Linked DNA regions of Homo sapiens: region 2 is linked to region 1. The links are chromatin loops, found by intact Hi-C in ENCODE. Cell type or tissue: endothelial cell of umbilical vein. All regions are shown on one strand. Links, peaks and the distances in the headings refer to the core of each region. The heading gives the core; the rest is flanking DNA. Region 1 overlaps CRACDL (CRACD like). Region 2 overlaps MGAT4A (alpha-1,3-mannosyl-glycoprotein 4-beta-N-acetylglucosaminyltransferase A).

Region 1 (10,220 bases), core at 3,263-7,262:
TTCTTGTTCATGTGAAGGTCTCTCCTATTTTCCAATAAAAGTGTAAGTTTATCTGTGTAAACAAGGAGGAGATAATTACTAAAATGGGGGAAAGGGGGCTAAAAGTGGACATAATCTATTTGAATTCTCTTTTAGCTACTCAGGTACTTACGGGAATAAAGCAATAAAAATTATGTTAAAAATAAGCCGCAAGTCTCCTGGCAACAAGTACATCTGTGCCTGTGGCTTTGGCTCTCACTGTGGTCACTGACAACTCAGGAAGTCACCTTAGATTGGGAAATCGATACCTTTCCCAGAGAGTCTTCCTTAAAGGTCACAAACAGGATGTGTACATTTAAAAATAAGCATACAGAATCTGTAATATTTACCCTTGTCTAGAGGAACAATGTATAAACATTTGGTTAAAAAGAAAATCTCACTGCCTAGGACTCATGAGAATAGACAAGATCAGCTGCTTTGCAAGTGCAGTAAGAATGATCACGGTGCCTGTGACAATAATACCCCTGACCACTCCTCTTTATAGAATAAAGCCCAATACCCTGAAGGCTCTGAAGGATGCACAGCAGGACCTCCTCCCTGTGGGCCGCCCTGCGTCTGTCCTGCTTGGGCAGATGTCTTGGGCTCAGGCCCACTGTGGCCCCTGGTTAGGGGACCTTGGCATGGAGCTTAACTTCCCTGACCTGTGCCCCAGGTACAAGCTCTCCCTAACTAGGGAACTCAACTCCTCTGGCCTCAGAACTCTCACTTCTGTTTCCACTGTTGCTCTGAGAGATCTTGGGGTCCAGAAAGACCCTCATCTTCATGACCAAGGAGAATTGTGTCTGTTGTTGATCAGTGATGTAACTACGTGAGGTGGTTTGGGGCCCATGGGGAGGAGGTGAGGGCTGGGAAGCTGGCTTCATGGGAGGGCTGGCAGCATCCAGAACATTCAGCTCTGCATGGCTTGCTTCCAGTCACCCAATTTTTCCTAAAATCTGTGATTCTGGATGATTCTGAAAGCAGAGGATTTAAAAGTCTAGCATGTGTCTCTCTGTTGCAGGGAAGGCAGCTCAAAGGACCCAAAGGAAACAGCTGGGGTCAGAAGCTTTTCATGGGCGGCCCTGAGTGACAGGTGCTTTAGGATGTGTGTCCTCAAAAAGAGGGGCTCAGCCGCTGAGGAGTGGGCTGGGGGCAGTGCATGCAGGAAGGACCACTGGACAGGAAGCAGGGGGGCCTGGCTGTTCGAGGGGTGAAAAGAAGCCGCTGGTCCTGCTGGGAAGGAGAGGTGCTGATCTACCCAATCTCATCTCATCCCCCCAAAACCCTCTGAGCCAAAACCCTCTCAGGACACAGATTCTAAGAGGTGATAAGCCTGCCTGAGGCCTCCCTCCGGAGCTGTGGGGCATGTATTTGTTCATTTGCCACCAGATCTGTGTTCCCTCCCCATCTTCCCTTCCCGCATCACCAAGGAGCAAAATGACTCATTGGCCTTGCCAGTTTATCACACTCTACCTGGCATGTCCTGCTTCATAGCAGGACAACTAGAATATGACCAGTTAGACATCATTTTATCTTAAAAACCACCAGGTAAACTTTCATCAGTTGTTATCACACTTGGTGATAAAATTTGAAAAATTATTCCATATATTTCCTGAAAAACTTATTCTATCAGGAAATGTCACCTTGGTTATAACATCAAATACTTGGTACTAAAGACTCTTTTTTCCACAATAATCTTAAAGTTTTCTGTCTATGTGGGCCTGTGTGTAAGCCTGTGGGTCAGTGTAAGGTATAAACAGTCTGCAGCCCATACTTTTGGGGCTTAAGGCACTATTACATCAAATACCACATATTCTACAAGCCCATTTTAAAGGGTGTGTTGTTTTTCCCTCTTAATCAACCAATTATGCATAAAAACTTTCAGGCCTCAAAATGCAATCATTGTGTCTTCAAAACGATGAAGACACTAAAGATTACCTTTCTGTTTTTAAGTCTTAAAAGCCCAAATTTTGGTTTCCTATGAAGCTGGTAGATTGTCCATATTACCCAATAATTGATAAAATCTCAGAACTTTTTTTTTTTAAATAAAGGACCAACCACAGGAGGTGGTTGTGCTGTGAGAGATAAAGTCAGGCTGGCCCAGCCGAGCCAGCTGTGGAATTTGTGCCTCATAGTGTCACATGGGTTTGGAGATAGGCTTGCTCTTCAATGGATGGGTTAGAAACTACCTCTCCTCTTACTGCCCGTCCTGGCTAAAGGCAGAGAACTGGGATGCTGTGAGAGTCAGAGACCTGTGGGATGGGAGGAGGGGGAGTCCATCTATGATGAGGAAAGAGGCAGCTCATGACAGACCTCTTCCTACTGCATAGCTCAGAAATACACTAAGTCACATCTGCTCCTGAGAGGGGGACGCTGAAACTGCACACAGGAGTATTTGGAGGTGTTAAAAGGGGTACAGGGTTGGCTCGGTGAAGTCTATGAAATAGGCCACCCCATCCTCCTCATCCTTTCTCCCTTCTGCTCGAGGCTGGAGAGCAGGCCTGGGTAGCCCACTGTCCTCAGACCCTGCTCCTGGAATGAGCAGGGACAGCTTCGCCCCAGAGCAGAATTCTGGAGAGAATAATTCTCTAGCCGGCTTCATGTCAGTCCCCACCCCACACACTCAGCCACACCACAGTCCTTTTGCCTTTTTCATCAGTGACGTTCGGGGAACTCACAACTACACACAAAAATTTGGTGTGGCAGGGTGTATAGGTGTCCACACTGAAGTGGCTTCTGAACACAATTCAGAGAAGCACAGAATCTGCAAGGCAGTGAGTCGCAACGAAGCTCCCCCTTCACTGTGAATGGCCCCTCGAGCAGGCCAGAGGTGACAGGGGAAGGTGTGTGGCTATAAAAAATAAACTCTGGCCTTTATTTGTTTTTCAAATGTCAGCATAACAGATAACTCCAACTCTATCCATCCTCCACAGTCAGGCTTGTCTACATGGGAAGGATGACCACCTATTTTTAACATTTATGTGCAAGTACAGTGTATGGGCATTAAGTGTTCTTACCACAATAACATAAAGAATTTAAAATGTGGCAGCATCGCGAGCTATGTTGTTTATGCACGAGAAAGAGCTCGTGCTCTTTTCCGAGTTCCTCGGGGCCCCCCTCTTGGATTCTAATGGAGAAGGTGGTGTTTGGGACTGGTTCCTCCACCCTGCTGAGGTCATCAGTTCCTCTCTTGCTTGTCAACCTTTCCCTGCTGCCCTGTTTGCCAGCAATACAGCACATTACTACCCCTAGGCCAACACCACCTCAAGGTCACAAACTCAGGCACCGGAGACCATCAGAGCCTCAACTATCACATGCTCACTACTTCCCCCTCCCACCGGCCAAATGTCATGGCAACGGAAAACAGATACAACGTGTTTCCCTACTTCTAATGGGGTTCTGGGTCTGGTCATCTGCTCAGACAGGAAAGTCAAGGGACAGGGTTGATTCTGGGTTGATTCTATCAACCTATCACCCTCATTAAAAAAAGTCACCAAAACCACGTCTCCTAACCAGACCTGAATTTCTACTCAAAGAATGAAAATAAACACAGCTCAAGGGCTGATTGTAGGCTCCAGTGACCCAGTTGGCCACACCATGCACAGCCTGGAGATCTTAGGGGCACACACAGGGGATCTCAGAGCTCCAGCACCCTCCAGGGCAGGTGTGGATGAAGACATGCAGTGGTACAGGCCGCACTTGCCTTTATGGTGGTACCAGGACCCACGTCGTGCAGCAGAGACATCTCTGGGGGGCTCCTGGGCAGCCCGTCGTCCTCAGAGCTCATGCCGGCATCCTCTCCCCGCTTGGCAGGAAGCCCCCCTGGAGGAGGTGGTGGCCCCATTTTCACATTACACTGTATTTTTAACTAGATTGGAATAAAGAACATGTGCTCTTATTTTCATCAATGATATTTATCAACAAATCCTCCTGCTCTAATTCATTCATGCTGGAAATGCCTTCAGTATCTTGGTGTGGTGCAGAGAACTGAACTGAACGTGCATCTGCCACCAGCTCTTCCACTGCCATCTCTTCTTTGTTCATCTAAGAATGAGTCGAGATCCCACTGCAGCTCATTTGGTGTGTCCTGGGGGAGCTGTCATGTACATGTGATTCTACTTTACAGCATATCAAATAAACCAAGCAGAAATCATTTAAAAACTTCTTGATGGATATTTGACTTGCACACCAGGCGACATGACCAAGGAAACATTTACCTGCAGAGCTTTAATCCGATCACACACATTTTCTTGGGAAAACACCCGCACAGGCCGAGTAGCGTCCTGTCCGGACTCAGGAATGAAAATACTGTCGTGAGAAAGGGCCCGGCTGCCCAGCGTGCCCCTCGACTCCCTAGGATAAAAGAGCCACTGTGAGACTCTGCCCACCTCCATCTTACTGACCCCTGGGGGGCTCAGAATGAGAAAGAGGGATGTGAGTGAACAGAACATCAAACAACACTCCCTCTGCTGCATTTACATTTCAGTGGTCCCTGACTTCAGTTCATCCACACGCTGTCAAATGCCAGTCAACTATTTGGAGCATTGCAGAGATAGGAATTTTCCTAGGAGATCTAAAGGTTGTGTGAATTATTTTTGTATTAATGAAAAAACCAAGGTTTGATAAGGTGTGAGGTGCAAGACAGCAAGCCTGCAGAGGGGAGGGGCTGGCACGGCCAGCTTCTGAGGAGGCCTGTCCCGGCTGCCCCAGGGAGGGTGAGGTCACGCCTTGTGGGCAAACATGCAGGCCCTCCGTGGGCTGAAGGCTGTGTGTGCAGCAGGCTGAGGGCCTGCTTGATGAACGCATCCTCACACACACCTCACACAGACCAAGACATACATCCGTGGGTGGTTTGAAATGAGAACTGCAAATCTGCAAAGCCATGGCCTCTTTTTATGACCTGGCACCATCTGTGTGACCAAAACCTCTGTGCCTGCCTAGATCCTGGAGCAGAGATGGTGGCCTTCTGTCATCGCCATCCCAGTCCTTTCCTCAGCTCTGAACTCAAGAATCTGATCTGGGACTGAACCCCCAGGACATTCACAAAATGTCCTAAAAGGATGTGGGAATTAGCTGTCAAGTTTTCCTAGCAGCACTGGCTGCCTGAACAATAGGTGGAAGGAGATGACTGAGATCTGATGATGAAGGAAGGAAAGCCTGCCTCTGCACACACTGGACATCTTGTGTGCACCACCCCACCCACTTCCCTCCTGCCACTCCCCTACCCTGGGCATCCTGTCCACTGTGGGGCATTAAGGACTCTGAGGTGTGGCCCTGTCCAACTGTAGATCAAACTGTGTTGGCTAATAATGCTTCCTTCTAATTAAACTCTCACGCCTGCAACAGTAAGCTTGCAAGTGGGAACCCATGGCTCCCAGGATGTGTGTGTCCTCACATGCCAGGGAGGGAACTACGCCAACTGAAGGAATCAGGACCTCCCTGCCAAGGGCAGCTCTTAACCCAAAGGTCACACACACACTTGGATATCCCTCCCCCAGTGGACAGCCCATGGCCCACACTCTCTGGGAACCACAACCACCACCCAAGCACCTCCGCTTTGGATGTAATGAGGAGTGGAGGCAGCATAAAGAGGCCTCTGCAAAAACACAAAATGGCACATGTGCAAGGCCATTCACTACAGCAATATTCAAAAGAGTGAAAGATGGGAAACACCTAGTGCCCCTCAGTAGGCATCTAACTGAATCAACCATGAATGTCATACAATGGAGGACTCCACAGCTGGTCTGATGGGCAGGAAGGTCTCTACACGCTGCATGCAGGCATCACCAGATACTACTAAGTGCAATAAATAACAACCACTGCAGAACAATGTTCACAGCATGTCAGCACTGCATGGGAAAGGGGGGCCTGGATATTATCTGAACATGTGTGTGTGTTTCTTATATTTTAAAAAAATGAAAATAGAAGAATAAATAACAAATAAATAAAAGTGGTTTTCTTTGGGGGAAAGAAATAACTAGATGAGGAGACATAGTGCAAAGATACCTACATTGACAACTTTGTCTTTGAAACTATGCAAACGTTTTATATAATTAAAAGATGAAACCAAACAAAAAGAGAAATAAAACAATCTCTAAAACTAGAAAACAAACACAAACAAATAAATCTAATTTTATATCAGATTGTTGGCATGACCACACAGAGAATATAATAATTTCAAGTGACTTTGACTCCACATCCAAGATAGAATACATTCTAGGAACAACAACAAGAAAACCAAAGATATCAAATTGCACTCACTAATCTTATTAGTAGTAATAATAATTAAAAAACCAAAAATATGAAATTGCACTCTGTAGTTTTATTAGCAATAACACTGATTATAAGACAGTGTGCAGAAAAGTATTTATAATATTTTTAACTTCCATATAGGGAAGGGATAAGGAAATTATTATAAATATATGATAGGTTAAAGAAAATAAGTCATTTTGTTAATATCATAAGGAGCCCTGGTTTCAAGTGTAAGAGAAAAGAGAATACAAAGAATTAAAGAAGTAAAAATGTTGTTTTATTAAACTTGAATTGGAAATATCAGCAAATTAATGGTTAATTTTTCTCTTGAAAAATAAACCATTTCCTAGCTATATCCACTGGAAAGGTTTAGAATCAGTGACAGCCAATTAGTAATCATCGCCCCTGGCAGCTGGACTGAGGTCTTTAAAAGCCATTTCACACCACAAGGAGGGAGCCAGGGTCCTGTCAAGAAAGTGCTGATTCCAGGTCAGGGGAAGAAAATATACCAAATAAACCTGAGATTTCTCATTGGACAAGAAAGTAAGGAAGCCATCAAAGATGAATGGGGTCATGTCAAAAGACGGAGCGAATTTCAAGTGACTCTCAACAGCCTAAGATGGAACAACTTGAGCATTAAAATGAATAAAGACTGTCATGGATTAAAGCAAATCAAATATATAAAAAGTAATGCATTCCCAATGATATTTGGAAAAAAAAAGAAAAAAACAAAACCCACTGGCCACTGTCAGGAGTTGCTAGGGGGCCACGTCATTACTCTGAGGGTGGATCAATAAAAGGAGAGCCAAGCATGATCCTGACTTTACAAATTGTATTTCGGAGCAACCAAGCAATTGATGAAGGAAAGTTCTTCATCAAAGAATTTCAGTTAGCAAGTGTACAGTGAATGATAGAATTAGAAAAACCACCACTTTGTGACAAAATAACAGATCATCACCAGGTGTTAAAACTGTCAGGTGAAGGTTGGTGGAGGGACGACAGTGACACACCCTGAACCCACTGCTCAGAAAGCAGGTGACTCATCATGGGATGTGACAACAACCAGCACCTGCTTGAACCTGACAGAATCTGGATCCATCGAATGATGTACCGGGAATTGGGAGAATATAGGAAAGAGTTGAGTCACACCAAGAGAAAGCAAAGCCAGAATATGGGACATTCTGCAGGACACATGGCCCTGCTCTTCCTTCAGATCAATGACGTGAAACAAAGGGAGAGGGCAAAAGGAAATCGTTATAGATTAACAGACTTAAGAAGCACAACCGCACAGACACAGACACGATAAATGGGCGTCACTTTATTCAACCCACAGGGTCCCATGTGGTTTGCTCGCACTAATGTGCCTTAGTAAATGGAGCTGTTTTCCCCACAGTGATGGATGAGAAGTTGCCGCAGACTCTCCCACAGGCCAAGCAGTACTTGCCTCTTCCTCTGTGCTGCTCTCTAAAAATGTCATTTGCACTTCCCAGGCCTCATCATGCTCCATTCCCAATCTTCCTTGCCTAGCATCAAAACCAGCAAACTGTTACCAGTCACTGAGGGCCAGCTCCCTGCAAGGTGCTGGGAATATCAAGATAAAAAGCACACCGTCTCCACTTTCCATGGGCTCCTGTGACAGGGAGGACATCAGCAAGCGGACAGGACAATTCATCCCAGCTTGCCCCTCTGGCTGGGCTCCTGTCTGTGGTTGGAGGGGCCACTCCCAGGCCTGTCTCTCCAACACCAGAACTGTGTGCTCCAGTCAAGAGACAGGGGTGGATGGGGGTGGGTGTTAGAGTTTCCCTGGGGCTTGCAAAGTGATGACATTGAATAATTAGTAATATTATCGCGATAACATCTCGTTCCCCAAGAGTTCAGAGAACCGCCTAAAAAAAATGCATGCACGCCGGGCGCCGTGGATCACGCCTGTAATCCCAGCACTTTGGGAGGCCGAGGCGGGCGGATCGCGAGGTCAGGAAATCGAGACCATCCTGGCTAACACGGTGAAATCCCGTCTCTGCTGAAAATACAAAAAAAATTTAGCCAGGCGTGGTGGCGGGTGCCTGTAGTCCCAGCTACTCGGGAGGCTGAGGCAGGAGGATGGCGTGAACCCGGGAGGCGCAGCTTGCAGTGAGCCAAGATCGCGCCACCGCACTCCAGCCTGGGCGACAGAGCGAGACTCCGTCTCAAAAAAAAAAAAAAAATGCATGCACAGTATATCCCTTCCACACTTCACATGGTGCAATGTGAGTCTATTACATTCCCTGCTAGCACCAAAAACAATCAAAACCTAAATCAAACCCAAAACTGAAAAAAAAAAAAAAAAAAGGTTCCAATCTTTCCTTTCCAGTCATCTGGTGCCACCAAGTGGCCAGCAAAATTTCTACTCCTTTAAAAAACAGGCAAGGAGGCTGGGGAGGGGCGAGAGCAAGAGAGGGGACAGGACACCACTATTGGGATGCTCAAGCCTGGGACCCATCTCAGCGTGGTCTGTACCCCAAACCTGAGGGATATTATGTTCTCTGAAGAGTTCTATCCTTAAAGGGCCAGCGTTGTCTTAAAAAAAAAAAGGTAAAAGCTAGCATAGCAACAAATCTGTTTCGTTTCCTCTTAGTCACAGGAATAACTGCTAGAATAACTGCAGCATATGTACTGTAACTATATTTTAATGAAACACAAGTTACAAAAATAAGGATTTCTTTACTAGACCTCCCCAGTTTTTTGTGCTTATTGGGTCTGTTCTTTATGATATTTTTGGATGATTTTTTTTCTAAGATAGCAAGGAGCGCCCCCTCCCCACCCCCATCAAGTGAAAATATTCTGATTAGATTACTTAACGTTCAACTTTAGAGAAATGCATTTTTCTAATATAGCATCTAGGTCCTCAAAAGAGTTTTAAGTCAAGTTAAACCAGGGCCCCTATCCTGATCCTGTCACTTTCAGCTGTAGGATGTTGGGCAAGTTCTAAATTTTATCTAGGGCTTATTTTGTCCGTTTATAAAATGGCATATAGTACCTCCTCTCCCACAGTTATTGTGGACTTAAACACACACAGCATTCTCCATCCCTAGGTTTGAAAAGACAGAAAACACAACTTCTATGGAAGAACCTCTAATGGAATTACCCAGGAGGAAAGGGGGCTCAGAAATCCAGCAAGTTACCAGGATAATGAAATCATGTATTTAGGTGCTCCTGGCCCGAGGGATGTAAAATGCAACTTACTCCAGCTCATCCTCGGAGTCGTAGCCCACTGGCCCGGATTCGATGGCAATGACCTCATTCCTCGTCTGACTTTGTTTCCAGGTGCTACTTCCTGTGGACGACGGCGATTCTTTTCTCTTCTTCTTCCCAAAAAACTTCTTAAAAGTTTTGAATTTAGATTTTTTCTTTCCTATACAGATTAGAGAAAAAAATAATAAATAAGACTGTTACAGTGTGTGTTTATGTGCATGTATGCAACAGGCACGTAAAAGAGAGAAAGCAAGATTTCCATCCATGCATCAGTTATCTGCTTCTGAAAAGTCCTTTTACTTCGCAAAAGTACATGGTATACCAGTTTTGCATACCTGAAAACACATCTTGTTTCTTTTTATTTAGGATATTTAAATAAAAGACACAAGAACACTTTGGAAGATGATCACAGAATCAAAATTAGCAACTTTCCTCTCATGTATAATCAAGTTTTGATTTCTAAAATATATTTGAGGCTGCAGTGAGCTATGATTGCACCGCTACACTCCAGCCTTAGTGACAGAGCAAGACCCTCTCTCAAAAAAAATAAAATAAAATAAAAATTATGAATTGCTTTGTCTAGTGTGAATACAGCATCAAGGACAATCAGAGGAGGCCCAACCTCATGGGCAAGAAGGTGGGTCTGTGGGGCACCAACTGCATGATGAGCTAATGACTTTTGGTGAGAAAAACAATGAGACTGGTCATCCCTGCAGGGG
Region 2 (10,220 bases), core at 2,631-6,630, 130 kb before region 1:
CCTCAGCAAGGTAACAAAGCAAACTACTCAAACACCCAGCAACTTGGATAGGCCTCATGGGCGTCACGCAGAATAAAAAATTCCAATCTCTCACACACTGTATGACTCCATTTATAATAACATTTCCAAAATGACAAAGTTATAGTGAAGGATAATAGACTAGGTTCCCAGGGGTTAGGGATGATGGGGGATGCAGGGGTTGGTGTGACTATCGACACCACAGGGGAGATCTTTGTGGTGATAGAATTGTTCTATAGTGGTGGTTACAAGAATCTAGACATGATAAAAGGACACAGAACTATCCACACTCATAATACCAATGTCAATTTCCTGATTTTGATATTGTACATTATATACACATAAGTTATCCCAAGAAGTAACTGTCAGGGAAAGATGGGTGAAGTTTGCACTGTATCTCTCTGTCTTTGCAGCTTCCTTTAGTTCTACAATTATTTTTAAATAGGTTTTTGAAAAAGCAAAGCAGAAAAGAACCAACGAACAAATAATTATTATTAAGGGCAAAAAGAAAATAGGGCATGTTCATCCAGTGGGTCATTCAACTGAAAGGACTTCACCACAACGTTTGTCAGAGGAGCCCAGAACACTGCCTTACTAAGAGGATGTGTAACAGTACTCTTTTGTCTACTGTGTATTCATACAACAAGATTAACTGGATGGGTTCATAAGAAGACAAATGCTAAAGGTTGATGTACACACAAAAGTGATTAGAAAGAGAGCGAATGTTAAAAAATTTTTCATTGACTTGATCATTCTAATTGCTGTTTATAAACCTAATAAAATGTTTTACAACTGAAAAGATGGCCATTCTCTTTTCAAAATTGTTAGCTGTCAGTTTTCAAAAACTGATATTTGCATTTGATGATTCAAGTGCAGAAGAACCAGAAGTAGTGATAAGCTGGCTGGGTGTGGTGGCTCATGCCTATAAAAAAATTCCAGCACTTTGGGAGGCTAAGAGAGGCAGATCATTTGAGGCCAAGAGTTTCAAGACCAGCCTGGCCAACACGGTGAAAACCCGTCTCTACTAAAAATACAGAAATTAGCCAGGTGTGGTGATGTGCACCTGTAATCCCAGCTACTTGGGAGGCTGAGGCAGAAAAAAATCACTTGAACCCAGGTGGCAGAGGTTGCAGTGAGCTGAGATTGCATCACTGCACTGCAGCCTGGGCAACAGAGCAAGACTCCGTCTCAAAAAATAAAATTAATTAAAAATAAATAAATATGCTCTGAAATCTCCTCACATTTGCTTACATTAATGCTCATTAATCCTCTCTTCTTTACACAGATCCCAGTATCAACGCTCCTTTTATTCATCTCCTGACCAGGAACACGAAACTGTTACCCATGCCTTTTCATTTTCCCCTTCATTATCCTCTGTACCTTACATTTCTAAATGGAAACCCTTCAATGACTACCTACTTAACTCTCCAACATGATCTCCTCACGTTGCCCAGGATCTTTCTTGCTTCAGTATTACCAAGCTGCTTGGAGTGCTCCAAGCCCACTTACTATGAGTTTCATTGCTCTACGTTCATGCTGTCTGCCTACCAGATCCACCTTCTCTTTCTTTACTGGAAAAAATTCCATGCATCCTTCAAAATACTCTTTCATTGTCTTCCTGTGAAGTTTTCTCTGACCTCTATCCTCTCTTTAGCTCCTTTTTATCTTGTTAACTACACTATTTTATATCAACACAAACTGTACTATAATTACATACTTATCTCTTTTTCCCTCCTCAGCTATGAGTTCCTTAACAGCAGGTTTGTCAGGAGTTCCTAAGACTATCCCCAGGTTCAGTGATTCACTTGAAGGACTCACAGGACTCACCATTGAGTTGCAGCACAGGGAAAAGACACACGGAGAGAAGTTTGGAAGAAACCAGGTATGCAGTGACTCAGGACACACTTCCTTCCCACAGTAGCGAGTGCTGACAACACGTGCAATGTGTTGTGTTGTCTACCACGAAAGCTCATTGGAGACTCAATGTCAAAGGCTATTACTGCGGGCTGGTCACATAGGCACCCGCTGCCTAGTACATACCAAAATTTCAGACTCCAATAAGGAAACCAGGTGTTCAGCATAACCACACAACTTGTACAAATAGTTTAGGCACACTGAGCCACTCTTCTCATATAGGGAAAGGTTATTATCAGGGTTTATCAGCCAAGTTCCCAGAGGCCAGCCGAGGACCAGCCTTTCAAGCCAGGCTTTCTGATAATTAGCAGTCTCAGATTTGCCATGTTAACTCTTTTCTGCACAGCAGGAATCATATTTTAGTCTTTTTTTTTTCCCCCTAAATGCCATTGCCTTACAGAATGCCAAGCAATAAGTAACAAGAGGCAAATCCTCTTAAACTAAAAAAATGTATTTAAAAATTGATCAATAATATGCATAAAATTTGTTATACCATTACTTATAAGATTAAGCTAATTATGGTAATTGTAAAATGGAATATTATGGACCCACTACAATTCATGGTATGGGAAACATTTGTGATATTAAGCAAAAAATGTACATTATACAATATGCACAGTATGAGGCCAATCCCATTTTTTGAGGGAGACACATATGTAGTACTGTGAGACAAATTAGCAAACATAGGAAGCCATGTTTGCCATTTCCGCTTGAACCCCGAGTATGTGACAAAATGCTCCCTGGAAGAATGTTTTGAAGACAAAATAGGGTAGAGCACATGGCCCACCACATCTCTTGCCTGAGTCACGATGTTTCTTATAGGATACGTGACCCGTCCTTGCCTTTTTCTGCACGTGAGATAACATCTGACGGGGTTAGTGAGTATGCTTCTGCAAGCTATAACCAGATATCCTCTCATACCCAAACCTCATGATTCCGCTTTTATGGAACTTTCTGAGCAAGTGCGATATGATTTTACCTGGAATGGTCCTGCACTACCTGCATATAAGCAGTGGCTGGAACACTGTGCAGGGGCCATCTCACAAGACCTCTCCAAAGGACCACTCCCAGGCTGCCAGCCTCGGGCTATAGTCCTTAGCAAGACTTCTGAGTAAAATTAACTTTAATTCTTTAAAAGCTTGATTTTTTCCTTTAGTTGACTATATATATAATATATACTATATATAATATATTCATATATACTATAAATACCATATGAGTATTTACTATATATGATATCATATTAGTATATACTCTATATTATATTAGTATATATTGCATTATCTGTCTATCTATCTATCTATAAGGTAGGTCTCAGAACCCCTTTACACTGTCTTCAAAATTAGACAACCCCAAAGACCTTTTGTTTATGTGAATTATATCAATCAACATTTACCATATTGCAAATCAAAACCAATTAACTTTTTAAAGATGTATTTAAAATTCATTTAAAAGTCTATTACATGTTGGCTGGGCGCGGTGGCTCATGCGTGTAATCCCAGCACTTTGGAAGGCCAAGGGAGGTGGATTACCTGAGGTCAGCAGTTTGAGACCAGCCTGGCTAACATGGCAAAACCCCATCTCTACTAAAAGTACAAAAATTAGCCAGCCGTGGTGGCGGGCACCTGTAATCCCAGCTACTCAGGAGGCTGAGGCAGGAGAATCGCTTGAACCCGGGAGGCGGAGGTTGCAGTGAGCCGAGATCGCGCCACTACACTCCAGTCTGGGGAACAAGAGTAAGACTCTGTCTCAAAAAAAAAAAAAAAACAATCTATTACATGTTAGCATAAATAATGCATTTTATTAAAAATAATTGTTTTCTTAAAAAAATTAGTGAAAAGAGTGACATTTGCTCACATCTCTTTAATTCAGCTGAATAGAATACAGCTGAGTTCTCATCTGCTTCTGCTATTTCTTATGAGAGTGGAAAAGGCTATTATAAAAATGGTCTTCACTTCATGAACCTCCTGAAAGGGTCTAGAGATCCCCACAGGTCCTTGGATCACATGCTCAGAACCACTAATCCAGAAAAAATGAAAGAAAATATACCAAAAATGTTTAACACTGCTCTAAAGATTTAGTTCATTGGTATTTTATTTAAGATTTCATCCTATTAGGTAAGGCTGATCTATTAGTCTCTTTTTTATGCTATTCTTGTCCACTACTGGTTTCAGAGTCCAGTGCAACTTTATCCACTGTATCCATTGCACAATGGGTCTAGAACTGGACAATTACTCACATCCCCAAAACCTGATTAGTAATGTTTCTGAAGCAGCACAAAAAAATCAGTTAATGTTCTGTAATAACCCAATGTTCTCAGTGTAGTCCCCTCTCATATGTCGGCCATGAATAATATCCTTTCAGAGTTAAGAATACCTCAAACAGATTCCAGACAACCTCTGAGCACAGCACATGTACTGCTTAAGAAGCTTTCCAACCTGGAAAAATTAGATTAGGAGTCTGTTTCAGGAAATGGATGCTAGCCAACTAAGCTGAACATAAAATAAAATAATACCATGCCAAGTGCAAGGTCTAAATCGGCAAACTTTAACATATCAGCAAGAAAGGCTGCTGACCAATTTGGCAGAGGCTAGGTCTACATTCTAGACCCTAGTTAGGTCCTGTTTTAAAATTAGGTCCTTATTTATAACACCTGAAACATTCAAGACTCTTCTTTTTAGAAAGTCAATATGGCAAAAACTTTCTTATGCCCTGATGTTGTATGTGTATATTTACAGCTCAAAGAGTCCCAGGTGTGCTGGTGCCTAACCCTGGCTGCCAATCAGAATTACCTAGGGGCACGTTCGAGAACTTCCCAGGGGATGTCTAACTTCTAGCATAACAGAGTGAGAAGGCTCACAAATCCTCTTCCCACAAAGCAACTATAAAGCTGGTCAAGAGTCAAAAACAACCTAGTTGGTGCTCTGGAAAGCAAGCAAGACATTCAACAAACTGAGAAGTGTTTATTCATGAAACCCACTGGACTCCAGGTGAGAACAGCACAAGTCTGTGACTTTTCCTGCCAAGAGCTGCCCTCATCTGCCCTGCCCTCAGCTCTGTCAATTCAGAAGTTTAACAGGCGTGGGGCAGGCCTTGAAAACTAGCAAACTCACTGCCACTGCTGGCAGGGACTCATTGGATTTGCAGTGTTGTCAGTGAGAGCAGCAAGCCCAGAGGCAGGCAAGCAGCACGGAGGGCCAGAGGCCTGCTGCCATGAGGCTGCTGTTCTATCTGGGACAAGCAATGGACTGGCACACCAGCTGGAGACTTAATAGGGAGGCCTTGAAAATGAGATGGCTGTAGGGGGCTTATAAAGCTCTTCACACATCCCAGGTGGACTGGAGGCTCTGAGCATGCACAGCAGACAGCAGTGCAGGCCCACACCACCCATGCACACCTGGTCATTAGAGCCCATGCATGCACACACACAGAGGAGCTGTAAAAGGAGACCAGGGCAAAGTACAGCTGGGGCGCACTCGCAAACAGCTTGCAGTACCGTGTGCTCCACAGTCCAACAGGTCCTGAGCAGAGAAGGGAGCCCTACCGGCTCGAGGTGTTTGACTACAAGCACTGACCAATCTTTACTGAACACTATGCTATGCAGACACAGGGGCAACCTCTCTAGGAAACCAGGCTTAAAAATAAGAACTAATCAAAACGGAAGTACAGAGACATCCAGAGTCAGATACAGCCGGAGAGACAGACTTGAGATTTAGTCCAGTCCAGTTACTTAAACAAATAGCAAATAAAACAATCACCATCCACTTGAGTTAAAATGTAAAGAATCCAGAACTGCATCAATATATTACCTAAAATATATGGTGGTCAACAAAAATTCACAAGACAGCAAAGGAAAAAGAAACCAGGACTCATACTCGGGGGAAAAATAAAATTCTGGCAGTCAGTGGAAGTGGTCTCTGAGTATTCCCAGATGCTGGGTTTAGCAGATGAAGACTTCGAAACAGTTACTATAAATAAGTTAAAAGAACTAATGAAGCCAAGTTTAAAGAACTAAAGGACCATGTGAGGAAACTGACTCAATGAATAGAGAAAACGAAGAGACAGGAAATATAAAACAAAATGGAATTTAGTTGTTAGAGCAACTAAAATTAAAATTCACTAGAGAGGCTCAGCAGCAGATTTCAGATGGCAGAAGAACAGAAGAATCAGTGAACTTGATGTTAGATTAATAGAAATTATCGAGTCTGAAGAACAGAGAGAAAAAAGATTGAGGAAAACTGAACAAACTGAACAGACTGAACAGAGAGGCCCCAGAGTATAGGATACCCCCAAGCGTTCACAGAAGGAAATAGAGAAAAAGTAGTAGAAAAAAATATATGAAAAAGTAATGACTTTCTACAAACTAGGAACAGAGGGGAACTTCCTCAACTGGATAAAGAACACCTCCTTAAAGGCAGAGGAATCTCTGAAAAATGTCAATCAGACTGTGGTACACCCTCGGCATAAAGCTTCCCACTGAGGAATAAAATCCAAAGATGTCCCTGTGGCCTCCATATCCAGTGTGACCTGGCCCCTGCTTGCTTTTCCAACTTTATCTCCCACCACACCCCCAACACTCCCTACCCCTAACAGTGCTTTAGCCACACTAGCTTCCTTTTACACTCTCCTAATGTGCCACACTCATCTGGCCTCAGGACTTTTGTACTTGCTGTGATACTGCCAGGACCCCTCTTCACTCCAACTCTCTGGCTTCTTATTATTTAGGTCTCAGTTCAACTGTCACCTCCTCAGAGAGGCATTCTGTGACCACTCGCATCTAAACAGCCGTCATTCCCACCTCAGTCACTTGTCATCGCCTTAGCTTGTTTGGTTGTCAGTATTCATCCCTCTCTGAAATAACTCAGTCTGCCTAGTTGCTCAACTACGACTGTGTAACATCCTCCAACTTAACATCTCTGTAAGTAGGGTCTGTATGGCAAGGACATTACCTATCTTGTTTACCATGAAATCGCCAGTGCCTAGTGGATCACCACCTAGTACACGCTCAATAAACACTAGGTGAATGAATAAATAACTGAGCTGAAGAGAGAAAAAGCAGCAATACGAAGAAAGCTACTTCAGATCAAAAGCACTATGCCGGCCTATGTAAAAAGTGTAAAAGCTCTATGTAAGCAGTCGCTTACATCTGTAATCCCAGCACTTTGGGAGGCCAAGGCAGGTGGATTGCTTGAACTCAGGAGTTTGAGACCAGTCTGAGCAACATGGCAAAACCCTATATCTACAAACACTACAAAAATTAGCCATTTAGCCTGGGCAACATAGCATGGCCCCATCTCTACCCTCCAAAAAATACAAAACTTAGCAGGGTGCGGTGGCATGCTCTGTGGTCCCAGCTACTTGGGAAGCTGAAGTGGGAGGACTGCTTGAGCTCAGGAGCCCGAGGCTGCAGTGAGCAGTGATCATACCACGGTCCTCCAGCTTGGGACAGAGTGAGACCCCGTCTTAAAAAAGAAAAAATTAGCCAGGCATGGTGGCACATACCTGTATAGTCCCAGCTACTTGGGAGGCTAAGGTGGGAGGATGGCTTGAGCCCAGGAGGCAGAGGTTGCAGTGAACCATGATCACACCACTGCACTATAGCCTGGGCAACAGAGCCAGATCCTGCCTCAATTAAAAAAAAAAAAGTACTATGCCAATAAACCACTAATATCCTGTAACTAGGATTAGCAAATTTCCCTCAAGATCAAATTTGTTATTGCAGTAGTTTATGTGCTGAGACCAATAAGGTCAATGTTCAATTACTCCTCCACAGCTGAGCAAACATGCTTCTGGAGAGTACACCAGAGGCGCAACTGACATTGGGAACAAACATCCCTTAAGGCAGGTGACAGGAGGACATCTGGAGTGCTGCATTTCTACCTTATCATTAACCCTAGCTTTCCGATAAGGAAACCCAAGTTACTTACCTTGATTCCAAGAAGCTCCCCTGAGAAGAGGGTTTATTGAGCTTCTAGATCTTAATCAGCACACTGAAAGATTACCTTTCATTACTGCCCCAGCAAATGCCTGCCACCACCTCCGGAAATGCTTGCCCTCTCCCCATTTTAAGCACGGATTGCAATGCTGTGCAGGTTTCACAGGTGTGATTAATTCATTGGATCGTGGACTCTGTCAGGTACAGAGGTCATAATGATCTTAAATGATGGTTCTAGATCGCAGGGAGCTTCATTCACCAGCATGCCTAAACGAGTTCAGCAGCAGCATTCAGGTTCCTTGTTCCACCTGATCATGGCCAGTCATTCTCTACCACCGCCTCTCACTTCATGAACAGGGTGACTGCATGCTATCTTTGCCTAGGACGGTTCCAATTTACAACTGTTACCCCAGCATGACTGTCAACAGTACTCCCTTTACTCTCAAGTGCCCTGCTCTGGACAGTAAATCATATGATCACCCTAGCTACAGAGGAAATTAATATTGTCCATTTTAAAAGTATCTATAGTGGAACAATTGATTAGGTGATTGTGGAGTAGTCCGAACTTAATGAAAATCAACTAACAGGCCGGGCGCGGTGGCTCACGCCTGTAATCCCAGCACTTTGGGAGGCCGAGGCAGGTGGATCATGAGGTCAGGAGATCGAGACCATCCTGGCTAACAAGGTGAAACCCCGTCTCTACTAAAAATACAAAAAATTAGCCGGGCGCGGTGGCGGGCGCCTGTAGTCCCAGCTACTCGGGGGCTGAGGCAGGAGAATGGCGTGAACCCGGGAAGCGGAGCTTGCAGTGAGCCGAGATTGCGCCACTGCAGTCCGCAGTCCGACCTGGGCGACAGAGCGAGACTCCGTCTCAAAAAAAAAAAAAAAAAAAAAAAGAAAATCAACTAACAATAAAATTCCCATTATTGAACACAGCTCAGTGTGCCCAAACACTGAAAATGAGAAAACCAATGCAGACGCTGAACCGATTGATAAAAATAGTAACACAGAGGTTTTGATATTGTGCCCTAAATGCTATCCACCATGTATGTAGGGACAAAAAAGCTATTTCTACTCTTTTATGTCATGACCTAAACCCTAAAAGTTAAGCTTTTGAGTGAAGAAGAATGAAAATTCTAGACAATAGCCAGTTTGGATGAATTTGGACCAGAATCTTGCTAGGAACTAGAGAACGGAATGGTGTAAAAAGTGGCTTCAGAGTGACATCAGCAAAAATGGTAGAGGAGGGGCCACCGAGGTGTGTCCCTCCGCAGAAGTATCAAAATGATGTGAGTTTTATTTTTATTTTTATTTTTATGATCTCAGCTCACTGCAACCTCCGCCTCCAGATTCAAGTGATTCTGCTACCTCAGCATCCCAAGTAGCAGGGACTATAGGCGCCCACCACCATGCCCAGCTAATTTTTGTATTTTTAGTAGAGACGGGGTTTCACCATGTTGGCCAGGATGGTCTCGATCTCCTGACCTCATGATCCACCCGCGTCGGCCTCCCAAAGTGCTGGGATTATAGGCATTGAGCCACTGTGCCCGGCCTGATGTGAATTTAAAAAAAAAAAAAAGCTGTAGAATATACATGGCATACTGCTATCTGTGTAAATTTTTTAGATACATAAAATTATATATGTACATATATACATACATAAAAAGTGAATATTCACATCCATAAATCAACATATAAAAATGCATTACAGGAGTACACAACATGATGTGGTCTGCCTCAGTCTAGGCAGGGCAGCAGAGATGGAAACTGGCTGGGAGACTTTAGGGAGATCTGCCATGCTTTCTTCATTAAAAATGAAAAAAAAAAAAAAAGACTAGAAGTAAATATGAAAAATCTGGGCTGGGCACGGTGGCTTATGCCTGTTATCCCAGCACTTTGGGAGGCCAAGGCAGGCAGAACACTTGAGCTCAGAAGTTTGAGACCATCCTGGCCAACATGGTAAAACTCCATCTCTACTAAAAATACAAAATTAGCTGGGTGTGGTGGCGGGTGCCTGTAGTCCCAGCTGCTTGGAAGGCTGAGGCACGTGAATCACTTGAACCTGGGAGGCAGAGGTACAGTGAGCTGAGATCACGTCATTGCACTCCAGCCTGGGTGACAGAGAGAGACCCTGTCTCCATTTTTTTAAAAAATGAAAAATCTGAGTAATAGGAATATAGGTGTTTCTGTATCATTTAGTATACTTTTCTGTATAATTTTTTAAAATTTAAATGGGGTAGGGTGGCATGCAGGCATGGCCTCTGCCTCCTTAAGAAGCTCATTGTTTAAACTCTAGCCTAGTTTATTTTTGCTGGCTGCTAGCAATCACTGCTTCTTTTTATAAGTGCTCATG

What was found. A loop is a pair of places that touch in the nucleus more often than their neighbours do. Peaks named below come from ENCODE experiments on the same cell type or tissue, not always from the same donor. Only the 100,000 strongest peaks of a DNase experiment are listed, where the experiment ranks them.
Region 2: a loop joins it to region 1, with 3 times the contacts of the local background. A loop is called at or near these places in 2 of 110 quality-filtered maps.

The regions. Positions count from the first base shown.
Region 1 is chr2:98,828,627-98,838,846 of GRCh38, forward strand. It overlaps CRACDL (CRACD like), which reads right to left. Exons shown (of 10, transcript NM_207362.3): 3 at 9,493-9,661; 4 at 4,236-4,371; 5 at 3,722-3,886. Among named protein-coding and RNA genes, the nearest start is that of LINC02611, 62 kb to the left of the region's middle. RefSeq lists a silencer at 8,520-8,814. In endothelial cell of umbilical vein, for the core only: no CTCF peak of the experiment used is centred there; a DNase peak (open chromatin) is centred at 5,135; H3K27ac peaks cover 1,595 bases.
Region 2 is chr2:98,697,209-98,707,428 of GRCh38, forward strand. All of the region lies in intron 2 of MGAT4A (alpha-1,3-mannosyl-glycoprotein 4-beta-N-acetylglucosaminyltransferase A), which reads right to left. LOC124906050 (a long non-coding RNA gene) reads left to right here. Exons shown (of 3, transcript XR_007087149.1): 1 at 1-1,900; 2 at 4,671-4,922. Among named protein-coding and RNA genes, the nearest start is that of MGAT4A, 29 kb to the right of the region's middle. In endothelial cell of umbilical vein, for the core only: no CTCF peak of the experiment used is centred there; DNase peaks (open chromatin) are centred at 4,283 and 5,953; H3K27ac peaks cover 2,924 bases.